Regions from separate parts of the Mus musculus genome. Here region 2 is linked to region 1. A link is a contact called in ENCODE POLR2A ChIA-PET data. All regions are on one chromosome and are shown on one strand. The core of a region is the stretch at or near the end of the contact, and the rest is flanking DNA. Distances in the headings are between cores, read along the strand shown.

Region 1 (6,304 bases), core at 745-3,244:
GATGGGAGTACTGCAGACTAAATCCAGGGCTTCAGGCACTTTAAGCAGGTGCTTTGTCACTGAGACAAAAAACATTTTTTTTTCTTCTTTTGGTTTTCAAGACAGGGTTTTTCTGTATAGCCCTGCCTGTCTGGGAACTCACTCTGTAGACCAGGCTGGCCTTGAACTCAGAAATCCACCTCCCTCTGCCTCCCAAATGCTGGGATTAAAGGGATGCACTACCACTGCCCGGCTGTTGTGTTGTTTTTTGAGACGGGTTTTTCTATTACGTAATTCTGGTTGTCCTGGAACTCACAGAGATCTACCTGCTTCTACCTCCTGGGTGCTAGAATTAAATGTATGTGCCACCATGCCTGGCCAACAGTTTACATTTTTATTTGTCAATGATTTTAGATAGAGTCTTATATAGCCCAGGGTAGTTTCATAATCAATATTTAGCTAAGGATGGCCTTGAATTTCTTATTCTCCTGCTTCCACTTCCTAAGGGTGGGGATTTAAGTCCTATGTTACTTGTTGGGCTGGTCTTGAAGTATGTATGTATGTATGTATGTATGTTTTGAGACAGGGTCTTATGTAGCCCTGGCTGGCTTTGAACTGAACTGACTGTGTGGTGTTAAGGACAACTTTGAACTCCTGATAAACTTGCCTCTGCCTACTAAATTCTGGGATTATAGTCTTGTGCCACCACACTCAGTTTGTGTGTGTGTGTGTGTGTGTATTTATTTTTAAAAGTTTTCAAAAAATTTAAAATTTGAGACAGGTCTTCCTATAAATTGCCCAGTTTAGTCCTTACTCTTTCTCTAGTCCAGTGTAATCTTGAATTTGAAGACCTGCCTGCATCTCCCAACTAGCTGAGATTATAGTCCTGAGCTACTACACCAGGCTTTTATCATCCAGTTTCTGAGTCCCCTGGGCAAATCTGCCAGGATCCGGGAATGAAGTTTTGGTAGTTTTTGCTTTGCTGTAATGTGGGGTAAATCTACCTTGTGCAGAATTTTGGCAGTCTCTAGGAAGGGGGAAGCAGGGAAAGGGGTAAAATGAAAGGTTTCATAAGCTCTAAAGTACTGGATCTGGGGCCAGAGTTGGTCGCAGCCACTGCTGATGTTACCAGTCAGGACAAAGGTCTCAGGTTCCAGCCTGGCTGGAGGTACAAAGAGACCCTGTTTCTCCGGGCAGTGGTGGTGCATGCCTTTAATCCCAGCACTCAGGAGGCAGAGGCAGGCGGATTTCTGAGGCCAGCCTGGTCTATAGAGTGAATTCCAGGACAGCCAGGGCTACACAGAGAAACCCTGTCTCGAAAAACCAAAGAGAGGGCTGGTGAGATGGCTCAGTGGGTAAGAGCACCCGACTGCTCTTCCGAAGGTCCAGAGTTCAAATCCCAGTAACCACATGGTGGCTCGCAACCATCTGTAACGAGATATGACGCCCTCTTCTGAAGACAGCTACAGTGTACTTACATGTAATAAATAAATAAATCTTTAAAAAAAAAAACCATGAATTGTTTCAACATTAATTCAAATGAATACTTTAAAAAAAAAAAAAAAGAAAAACCAAAGAGAGAGACAGAGAGAGAGAGAGAGACAGAGAGAGAGAGACCCTGAGAGAGAGAGACAGAGAGACAGAGAGAGAGAGAGAGACCCTGTTTCACAAAAACTACATCTGGGATATTATTCTGGGATGACTAGCACTGCCATCAGTCCAAAGGCTCCAGGCAAGCCGATTTAATCCTCCTGGGAGGTGACCTACAGGGACAGGTGGACAAATCCGACTCTCTTGAGTGACAAATCTGCCACCGACTCTCTTGAGTGACTAGTCTGCCAGAAGGTCGGGTCAGACTGAACGCAGAGGTTCATGGCCTATAGACGCCACCAGCCTGTCCAGCCGCCAGGGGGCGCCACGACCACGCCCAGCTTTCGCCCCCTGCGGGATTGGGCGTGCTGGGGGGGTGGGGGGTCGGAGGCGGGGCGTGGCCAGCGTGCACGCGGGGGCGGGGCTATCCTGTCGCGGGCGCGCGCGCCGGCGGCGGCGGCGGTGGTGGAGGAGGAGGCAGCGCGGCAGCGGGTTCCGTTCCGGGCCGAGGCTGGACGCGGAAAAGTTGCGGGGCGGCGAGGAGCAGCCCGGAGACGGGCAGCGAGGGCGACATCGAGCCGGGGACTGGCGTCTGAGGACCAGCCATGGACGACCTCGGTGAGTGCGGGAGACGGAGGGCGGAGCGGCCGGGGCCCGGCGGCCGCCGATCCCACCCTAGCGCCCGGCTGGGCTGCGGTGCCTACGGCCCGGGGCTGTGCTGGCCGCTCTTCGCTGCGGCGCCTGAGGACCTCGATCCCGTACTGGGTGTTCAGGGACCCACCTCTGGGAGAGGCGCCCCGCTCCCGGGGCAGACCTCCTTGGCTTGCAGGAGACCCTCACTTGGCTTCCCCACCCCCACCTCAGAGCGTCTGCCTATGGGACTCGGTCTCAGAGGCTGTTTCTTCTATGACCCCCCTCTGTTCCCTCCAGGCCACCTTCCACTTTGCACACTGCCCCCAGACCCCCCACCCCGTTTCAGGGATATAGCCCCTTTCGAGAGAGCCCACCCATTTCCTATCACAGCCCACAGAAAAGCTTGTGAGGACCACACCCCCATTCTAATGACAAGTGTCCCCGGGGGTACTGCATATACACCCCCCCCCAACCCCCACCACACACCGTTTCAAGTCTGGTCACCCTGTATTACAAGATCAAGTTTAAACTTAGAAAGGCAAGTTTGGGGGGGTGGTGGCTTATGACTCCCGCCTCTCACCCACCGTTCCCAGACCCTGGTGACATGCCAGAGGAATGAGAAGGGGAATGGGCCGCAGGCTACGGCCATCTCTGAACGTGTCCTGGCTGGCAAGGTCCCCCACCCCCAGCATCAGAGCTGCTGGAAACCCCACAGGTAAAGAGGACAGGACACCCAGAACAGAGTTTTAACTGTCCTCGTGTTATTGGAGCCCAGAGGCCATTCTTTTCAGCCCACACTTGGTCTGCTGTTAGGACAGAGGAAAGGAAAGACTCTCCTGGAAGTGGATTTTAAACCCAAGGGGGTTGATTCAAGGCTTCTAGGAATGCCCAGTGAATCCCAGCGTGAAGGAGCCCCTGTCTTCCCCTCCCCGGAGGGCCCCTCAGCTGAGGAGGTGTGTGTGGGATAAAGTCCCTTCTCTGTAGGAGCCTTGTCTTCACTCTCTGGACTGTGGGTGGCTTGTATGACCGCTGGTGCCATCCGTGTCCCTGGCTCTGAGGAGCAGATTCACTAGATAAGACTGAGGGACCTCTCAGGCAACACAGGGTACCAAGTTAAGACTGGTCATTTTTAAAACTGGCTACAGTTTCCTTGTGGGATCAGGGAGCTGGTGTAACATCCTGGAGGCTGGGATGGTGTTGGGTCCTGCTTGGTTCACGGAGTGGGCTGTCTGCCAGGCATAGCTATGCTTTTGGGTCAGGCTTGGCACGTCCGTTCCCGATGCACTCAAGGTTGGCGTAGCTTCCAGGCAGGTATTTTTAATTTTTATTCTTCCACATAAAAATACCTGAGCTTTCGAAAGGAGGCCGGGGTGATGAGCTTTTGAGTAGGTATCTGAATGTGTAAGGGGTTCCCCCGGTGGGGACGAGGGGAATCTAGTCACAGCACCTCACAGGCTGGTTGAGGGCCCTGTTGCTTCTGGACAGTCCCCGTGCTGTTTGAAGGACTGAGGAAGTCTTTGTAGTGTCCGCAGAGCTCGGAATTCCCGGCTTCTGACTGTCTTCCATTTAGGGCCAGCACACTGAGTTGTCTTTGAAAGGAAAGAGTGCTTTCTGGCAGACGGGGACCGTAGGGATTGAAATGGGCTGTCTGTGGAGTTCTTACCCATGCCTGGATTTGTCCTGTCCTTTCTGTAAGATCACCCTGAGGCCATGGCCACCAACACTACCTCTATTTAACAAGAGACCAAGAGAGGCTGAGTCTCTGACCCAAGGTTGCACAGCCCAGAAACGAATGAAGTCTGTGCCTAGAAGCTGGTCCCTGGGCAGCTCCTGTATACATTCCTTCCGGGGAAGGGGGTGAGCTGGTGCTGGCAGGAGGGGTGGCAAGGGGTGGTGGCTGCCACCTGTGACTTCTGCTGCCTTCTCTAGACTCTCCAGTTGCTCCATCCGAGCTACACTGCCTCCTTAGTCTGGGCTCTCAGGGGGCCGTTCCGCCTGGCTGACCAGAGCCCAGGGCGGGGTGGGGGTAAGGATGGATGTGCAGGACTGGAGAGGAATTTGCTTCTCAGCCCAGGCGGTCAGCTGTCTGCATGGCTGCTCAGCACACTGCCCGTCAGCTGTTTTCCTAAGTTAGGATGGCTTATGACGGGCCAGCCCTCTTGTTTTTATTTGTGTCCCAAGAGAGATCTCAGCAGCGTGCACCTCCCCGTCACTTAACATGGGGCAGTCGTTTAAGGTGATCTCCTTGTGGCAAGGCCATGCGTGGGGTGCATACCTAGCCTCCATGATAACGGTGGGGTTTTTTGGGGGAGGGCTTGAGAGTAAAAATAATAAATCAATTTAAAAAGATTAATTGGAGGACTCTTCCCCTCCTCACAGTGGCCAGTGAGAGTCACCATGTGCTGTTTAATAAGTTACAAATTTATAGCTCATTGGTCAGAAAAAACAAAACAAAACATAAACACAGCGTGTTCTGCCTTCCTCCGCGTGTTCCCTGCGTTTTTTTGTGTGCTGTTGGGCGGCTGCTTGGTGGCTTTTCTCATTAGACGCTTAGACGCTGGTTTGGCCCAGAGCTCCTTCTGTTCAAGTTCTGGCCGGGGTTTCCTGGACAGAGTTCTCACAACACAGATCACTCTCATTATGCTTTCTGCCCTGGCTCTCCTCTCTCCCTCTCTCTCCACGTTCATGTTGTTCATGTCGGTAATGTATTTGGGGCGGCCGTAACCACAGTGTGGCCTGCCTGTCAGGAATCCCTCTTCCTCTGCTGGAGACAGGCCCCGTGCTCAGCACTTTCTCTCTCTCTCTCTCAAGAAGCCTGAGCTTAGACGTTCTGGCAGAGCTGGCTGGGGTTTGAACCTAGATCGATCCAATTCTGGATCTGGTCGTCTTAATCGGAAAGCATTAGGACCTAGTACTAATCAGGGAGCGGACCCCAAGAGAGGCCTGCGGAGTAACTGGTAGTTACCTCTAAAGTTTCTGCTCTACCAGGCCAGGAGGTCCCCCAGGAAATGGCTTGATAGCATTGCCCGCTCCTCCATAGCGGGGGACACAGCCAGCTGTTGGCAGTGGCCAGGCTGCTGGAATCTGGACATGTCTCCTTTCAGCTTCTCAGCGGGCTTGACCCGTTGGAAAACAGTGCCTCATTGTGTTTGGGGGTGATGCTATGAGGGTGGGTGTGGGGGTTAAGGGAGTTGCCTGGGGCATTCCGGGCTACAGAGCTGCCTAGTCTCCATAGGAAAGCTGGCCTTAGGGCTCGCCTGTATGTGGTATCTCTGTGTGTTAGGCCTGGTTCAGAGCAGAGGCTGGACCTGTGACAGAGGCGGTATCCAGGGGTCGGGCAGCGAGGCCCTCCCTCCCAGTGGGTGTTGTGTGAGGTGCCTGCTGGTAAGGGTGCCCAGCTTGGATTTGAACCCTGGGTGGATTGTGTTTGATTGTTAGGCAGATCTTTTCTGATCAGGACAGAAAGCTGTGGGCTTTGGGCCGGGTGATATCTTTCTGATGGGGGACATTGCATGTTCCTTCTTTTTGCTTTCTTCAGGGGTGGCCGTGTGTTGCAGAAGCCGGGCCCAGTCATTGGCTGGAGGGGTCTGACAAAGGCCAACAGTTGCTGTTGGGGCCCTGCAGGGCCACTTCCCTACATACTAATCTCCTGTGGAGCTTCTTGTGGCCTTTACCTTGTTTCAAGACCAGAGATGTTGAGGAACTTCTTCCAGGGCTCACTTAGCCTTTTACTGAGCTTGTACTGGGCTCAGGGCCTTCAAGAATAAAAATAACATCTATGCAGTCCATTTTTAAAAATCGTTTTTTTAAAGTCAAGGTCTCTCTTTGCAACTGTGGCTGTCCTGGAACTTGCTATGTAGACCAGGCTATCCTCAAACTTGCAGAGATCACCTCAGCCTCCCAAGTATGGGATTAAAAATGAGTGCCACTGCATCTCATGTATGGAATACTTTAAAAACCATGTGCTCACCAGGCAGTGGTGGCACATGTCTTTAATCCCAGCACTTGGGAGGCAGAGGCAGGCGGATTTCTGAGTTTGAGGCCAGTCTGCTCTACAGAGTGAGTTCCAGGAAAGCCAGGGCTACACAGAGAAACCCTGTCT
Region 2 (6,325 bases), core at 702-3,201, 66 kb after region 1:
GAGGGTGCTGTTTGTTCCCTGTGTCTGGAGATTCTACACCATCTAGGGACTTGATTGTCACAACTAGGGCAGGAGGAGAGTGGGCTGAAACTGGCTGTGACTAGTGGGTGGAGCTGAGAAATGCTTTTAAAACCCCATAATGCACAGAGGCAGCTTCCCATGACAAGATGTTATCCAGCCCCAGCTGTCAGAACGCAGCTCTGCCTGTGCACACACACACACACACACACACACTCAGCGTTTGTCATGTCTGTTGAAACTTTGTGTGGGTTTGGTCTTCGCAGGTTTCCGAGACACTGAAGCGCTTCGCTGTGAAGGTGACAACAGCCAGTGTGAAGGAGCGGAGAGAGATTCTCAGTGAACTGGGGCGATGCATCGCCGGCAAAGGTGTGTATTTGCCTGTTCCTGCACTGCTGTGTCTGAGGGAAGTCAGGGTGCGCGCTCTCTTTCTCCCTGAGCTGATGAGACGACCCTGCTCGTCTGCTTCTGACTACACCTTTTTTTTTTTAATGTTCTTCAAAACAGTTGAAACATTTGGGTCGGTGCAGGTAGGTTTGTTTTGTTCTGTTTCAAGACAGGATTTCTCCAGTTAGCCCTGGCTGTCCTGGAACTTGCTCTGTACTCCGGGCTGGCCTCAAACTCAAGAGATCCGCCTGCCTCTGCCTCACGAGCACTAGGATCAAAGGTGAGCCCCACCACCGCCCGGCCATTATTTGTAGGTTTTTTTTTTAAATTATTTATTATTTATTTAATGTATAAGAATACTGTACTGTTGCTGTCTTCAGACACACCAGAAAAGGGCATTGGATCCCATTGCTGATGGTTGCGAGCCACCATGTGGTTGCTGGGAATTGAACTCAGGATCTCTAGAAGAACAGTCGGTGCTCTTACCCGCTGAGCCATCTCTCCAGCCCCCTTATTTGTAGTTTTAATTATGTTGATTCTTGAGCAGTATACTGGGCACACAGATATTTTCTTTGTATGTCCACGGACATGAGAAGATGGTAGCAGGTGGCGTCCAGCTAAGTACCCTAAGTCTAGCTGAGATTGAGAGATGTGTGTTTTCTAATGCGCCCCGAGAACAGTCCCTACAGGCGCTTGCATTTTACTAACTTTTCTTTTTGCGGGGAGAGTAGTGGTGGTTGTTTGAGAAAAGGACTCCTTAGAATGGACTCCTTAGAATGGCCTTGAATCCCACTCTCCTTATTTAGCACTCAGTCCTGGAATTATAGGTGTGCACTACTGCACCAAACTCAAACAAACCAGCCGGCCTACCTTCCATCCCTCCCTCCAACCCTCCCTCCCAAGACAGGGTCTCCCTGGATGGACCCAGCTACCTTGTAGTGCATGTCTGTCCTCTGTCCTCAGCCTCCCCAGGGCTGAGCTTACAGATGTAAACCACCACATCTGGCTTTTCCTTCCAATCTTCTCTCACATTCCCACCTGCTGCTTCAAACCTGTTGTTGCCTGGGTAACAGGCAAGTTTGTTAAAGCTGTAAGTGGTGTCAGTTGCTGCGTGAGTTTCTCAGCTGTCCTGTGTGTGAGTGCTGTAGTGTATAATTTTATGCCTACTCGGAGGCGACTCTCTCAAGGCCCCAGTCTGTTAAGGCTGCTGTGCAGAGATGCCAAGTATATGCTTGTACTGAGCCGTGCTGGTTAGATTTCCCTGCAGGCTAACTGCCAAGTACTACATCCCTCACACACACACACACACACACACCCGTTTATGGAGTAAGTTTGAATTCTGCGTCTCAGTTTATGAACTACTCTGAGTCTTTGAGGGTGGTTTTGCTTTTCTGGCACCCTGAATGTACAGTTCCAAGTAAGTTGTACTTGTGAGGTGCTGTGGTGTGAACACCCAGCCTCCTTCCTGGAATCTGTAGCTTTCAGTCCTCTAACACTCCGGGCCTAGGCTGAACATGAGCTCCTGTGATGCCTCTCAAGGGCTGGTGAGGCGGGGGTGTGAGAGCATCTGCAGCTCGGGACAGCGGACACGAGCGCTGGGTGTTTCCTGTCATTGTTCCTGGTCTGTCAGCTTGGCTGCTGTTTCCTTAGTGCTGATAGCCCCACAGGCTCGGAGTTCTGCTTGTTTCCTCTCCATCGTTTGGGCTCCTGAAATGGGACGTGCTGAGAAAGCTCCTCCTGGGCTTCATCCACCTCATACAGGGGCTGAGTTTCCCCAGACAAATTTCTCTGCTGACTGCTTGCTCTGGTCTGCCGGGTCCTGCTTGTCCCAGCTGACTCACCAGCATGCCAGGGCATTCTTGTTCCGCCTGGCTGCCCCTCTGGCTGGCCTGCTGGCTTCCTGTTGTTTATTTTTTCCTTGGAAGGTGGGTTTACAGCAGAGCCCACTGGGTGGGGCAGTGCCTTGGTTTACAGAGCGGCCTGAGTGCTCTCCTCAGAGCCTTCTTCCCTGTCTTCCTGCCCTCTCTGTATTTCCCACAGTTGACAAATGCAGGTTTGGGCTTTCAGGGCTGTCTAGTTCCAGGCATGCCTGTCCTGTCCTGGTTCTTAAGCTTTTCTCCCCCCCCCCCCCCCCACCTTTTTTTTTTTTTTTTTTTTGAGACAGTCTCTGTAGTTCAGGCTCTCCTTGAACTCAACTATGTAGTCCAGGCTGGCCTAGAACTCACAGAAATCCACCTGTCTCTGCCTCTGCCTCCCTGAGGGCTGGGATTAAAGGCATGCATCACCACACCTGGTTTATGAACTGTAAAAAAATGTTGTCATTTTGTGTGCATGCCTGTTTGTGTATGGTATGCTTACAAGTGTCAGGATGCACACGTGAAGGACAGAGAACCTTCTGGAGGCAGCTCCTTCCTTCCTCCTTTACGTGGTCCCAGGGGTGAGATTAAAGTCAGGCTTATAGAGTATGCATGTACCTTTACCCACTAAACCACCTTGCCCACCAGTTTTTGTTTTGTTTAGTTTAGAAACAGGGTGTCTGTCTGTCTATATATTTTTGAGATAGTTTTCACTGTGTAGCTCTGGCTGGCTTGGAACTCACTATGTAGGTGACACTGACCTTTAACTCACGTAGATCTGCCGGCCACTGCTGCGATTAAAGGTGTGCCTCACTACATGTGGCCTTCCTGCTGACTTGTAGACCACTTATTAGACTGTATGTGAGCAAGTACCTTCCGAGCATCACCAACAGCACAGTTTAAAGCCAGCGCCCAGGCCGGAGAGCAGAGCAGGCAGTCGTAGCCCTGCTGAGCCCTGCTCTGTAGGGAGAGGGAGATGCTGGGGTCTTGGGCTTCTTCTATCCATCGTTGGTTTAGCAAGTGTCTCCTGCACTCGGGGCGTTTCTGTTCCATGTGCCTGTTTTCTCCTTGAGATTTTACAAGGTGCGGGGCTTACTAGGGCGTCTGGTACCAGGATCCCAGCTGACAGGACTGATGTAAGCGGACACTCACCGCTGTGCTTGTTGTTGAGACTCTGTGAACTCTGCTTTCAGATCTGCCAGAGGGAGCCGTGAAAGGGCTCTGCAAGTTGTTCTGCTTGACACTGCATCGATATAGGTGAGCCCCCAGAGACCAGGGCTTAGACCGTGCCATACAGCGACACTGTGTCAGAGAGACAGCATGGGGCAGTGGGGAGAGCCCCTAGTTGTTAGAGCCAGACTCTTAGGTTCATGCTCTTAACTACTGGATCCTGGGCAAGTTACTTAGCCTCCCTATGCCTCAGTTTTCTCATCTGCAAAATGGGGATGATAGCATTTTGTACCTCATGGGAAGTTGTTAGTGTGAAGGCCTGGGACACTGCCTGCCTTATTATAATATCTCAGCGCATGTATGCAATCATTAGCTGCACTTATAAAGCTATAAAGGAGTCATGGGGCATATACACCATGAGCATAGATTCTGCCCTTCTTGTCATCCTGTGCTCTTTCTGGGGTGAGGTGGGTTTATCAGGTTCATCTCTGTCCCCTAGGGGCCCCTGAAATGTAGGACCATGAGTGTCCCCCCGAAGAGCAGTGCTTGACTTCAGCAGCCCTGTCTCTGCTGAGGTCACATGTCACTACCCCTTCCTTCCCTCTTTAGAGACGCAGCCTCTCGCAGAGCCCTGCAGGCAGCCATCCAGCAGCTGGCCGAGGCCCAGCCAGAGGCCACCGCCAAGAACCTCCTGCACTCTCTCCAGTCTTCAGGGGTTGGCTCCAAAGCATGTGTTCCCAGGTACGGGCCTGGGGCTGCGGGCCTCCGGGGGGTGGTGCCAACTTCTCAGGTAGGCTGGTGTAGAGCCACTGGTGGGAGCACATCTGGCCCTCTTACCTTTGTACTCTGAATGGCACTAGAGAGCGCCTCTGAGTGGGGAGAGGAACCAAGTTAGTAGAGAAAAGATCCAGTGGGCCCGAGGCACTGGATGGGCAAAGCTTTATATACTTGTTCATGTACATTTTATGTGAATGAGTCTCTTACTGCACGTATGTCTGTATACTATGTGCATGCCTAGAACCTGAGGATACCAGGGGAGGGGGTCAGGTCCCCGGGACAGTGGGAGCTGCCATGTGGTTGCTGTGAGAATCGAACCCAGGTCCTTTGGAAGAGCAACCTGTGTTCTTGTTTTTTGGTTTTTTGTTTGTTTGTTTTGTTTTTTGTTTTTGTTTTTTTCGAGACAGGGTTTCTCTGTATAGCCCTGGCTGTCCTGGAGCTCACTTTGTAGACCAGGCTGGCCTCGAACTCAGAAATCCGCCTGCCTCTGCCTCCCAAGTGCTGGGATTAAAGGCGTGCACCACCATGCCCGGCTGCAACCTGTGTTCTTAACCCCTCTTAGCCGTCTCTCCAACCTCATCTTGTTTTTACTGTCCCAAACATCAAGGGATGGGATTTAGCCAGTGAGGCCTGGACGCTTGTCCTGTTTATCACTGATGGTGTTGGGGGAGGGTTCATACACACACACCATGCTGTGCCACAGGGTGAACATTGTTGTCCCCCCCCAATCCCCCGTGGAGGCTGGAACCCCGCACTAAGCTCTTCTCCTCCCGCTTCTCCTTTGTAGCAAGAGTAGCGGCTCAGCTGCCTTGCTGGCTCTGACCTGGACCTGCCTCCTAGTGCGAATTGTCTTTCCCCTGAAGGCCAAGCGGCAAGGAGACATCTGGAACAAGCTGGTAGGTCCCTTGTCTTTGGAGCCGTGGGGGGTCAGCTCTCCCCAGGGTGTTGAGGCGTCCTTCGCATCCGAGTGCTCTGCAGAGGCAGGCATTGGTGGCGGGTGTGAGTTCAGTACCGTAGGAATCACGTTCTGCGGCTCTGTGTCAGGCATGGTGTAGGGCCTTGCCTTCACGAGAGGCCAGGCTAGGGCTGACAACTGAAAGGCAGGCTGCCAGCGGCTACAGTGATGTCGATTGTGCTGTTTCCTGGCTAAGCAGTCTCTCACCTGTGTCTGGATTTCAGGGTGATAGAGGGAGACTCTGGCTGCTGCCTTGGTCATCTGATCTCCTCTCTTTTTATGCCTGCACCTTGCACATTCTCTGTTTCTCCTTTCCACCTGTCTGTTAACCTGGTAGGCCGGCTGGGACCTTCTCTTGATGTCTAGGTATGCTTGGTATAGGCCAGGGGGTGTGGTTGATCTGGAAGGAGTCTTAGGGGTGATGTTATGGGTCTCATATCTGGCCATGAGATTTGACAGAGCCACTTAGCTATGCACCTCAGAGAGACATTACCGGGAGCCTTGCAGTGGCCATAGGCACCTACATGTCAATGACAATTGGTATTGCATACCTGAAGCCATCTCATGGTAAAGTAGCCAGCCCGGTAGACAGACAGGTGGCCGTCTGTCTGCTCTCCTACCTAGATACCCTGAGGGACAGCTGGGGAGTGGCCTTTGGCAGTGGTGATGTAGAGCTCTGACGTCTCCCTGCAGCAGTTGGCATGAGGTTGACTCTGCAGCCCTCCAGAGCGTGGCTTTCATTGTCAGCGAGTGGCTTTCTACTAAGATGGTTAGTAATAGGCAAGGTCCTTGGCTTATCTCTGCTGAGTTCTTATAGCCTGTGGAACCTCACTGACCAAGTGAGTAGGAGGGTTGGCCGTAGCATGTTGTGTCATAGGACAGGATGCATCTGTTGTATGGGACTAGAATCTGGACTTTTCCTTTGCTGATCCTGTTGTCTGTTAGATACATGATTAATTCAGCCATTCACTGACTGGCCCTGTACGAGAGGCTGGGGCTGCTGTGTAGGTAACCCTGAGGAGCCCTTAGCTGCGGTGGAGCTTAAGCAGAAGCTCCTGGAGGAGACGTGCAGGTGCGGAGCCTGGGGCCGTGCTGAGGAGAAGCAGGGTACAGCCGGAGAATGTGGCTGAGGGCTTCTGTGAGGAGAGGTGACTCTTGATCA

The links. ChIA-PET counts read pairs that join two places held with the same protein, here RNA polymerase II (POLR2A).
Region 2: POLR2A ChIA-PET joins it to region 1 with 32 read pairs in Patski. The contact joins the enhancer-like site here to the promoter of Pxn in region 1. POLR2A ChIA-PET finds 5 or more read pairs at or near these places in 5 of 5 experiments (Patski and embryonic stem cell).

The regions. Positions count from the first base shown.
Region 1 is chr5:115,504,682-115,510,985 of GRCm38, forward strand. It overlaps Pxn (paxillin), which reads left to right and starts at 1,995. Exons shown (of 12, transcript NM_133915.3): 1 at 1,995-2,187. The coding sequence starts at 2,175. Gm13840 (a long non-coding RNA gene) reads left to right here and starts at 6,258. Exons shown (of 2, transcript XR_387611.3): 1 at 6,258-6,304.
Region 2 is chr5:115,571,125-115,577,449 of GRCm38, forward strand. It overlaps Gcn1 (GCN1 activator of EIF2AK4), which reads left to right. Exons shown (of 58, transcript NM_172719.2): 2 at 285-387; 3 at 3,455-3,518; 4 at 4,041-4,172; 5 at 4,996-5,104. Among named protein-coding and RNA genes, the nearest start is that of Mir7029, 6.7 kb to the right of the region's middle. Within about 2 kb of position 1,952, at least 1 of the 3 ENCODE cell types and tissues checked has a DNase peak (open chromatin) inside an H3K27ac peak, as active enhancers do.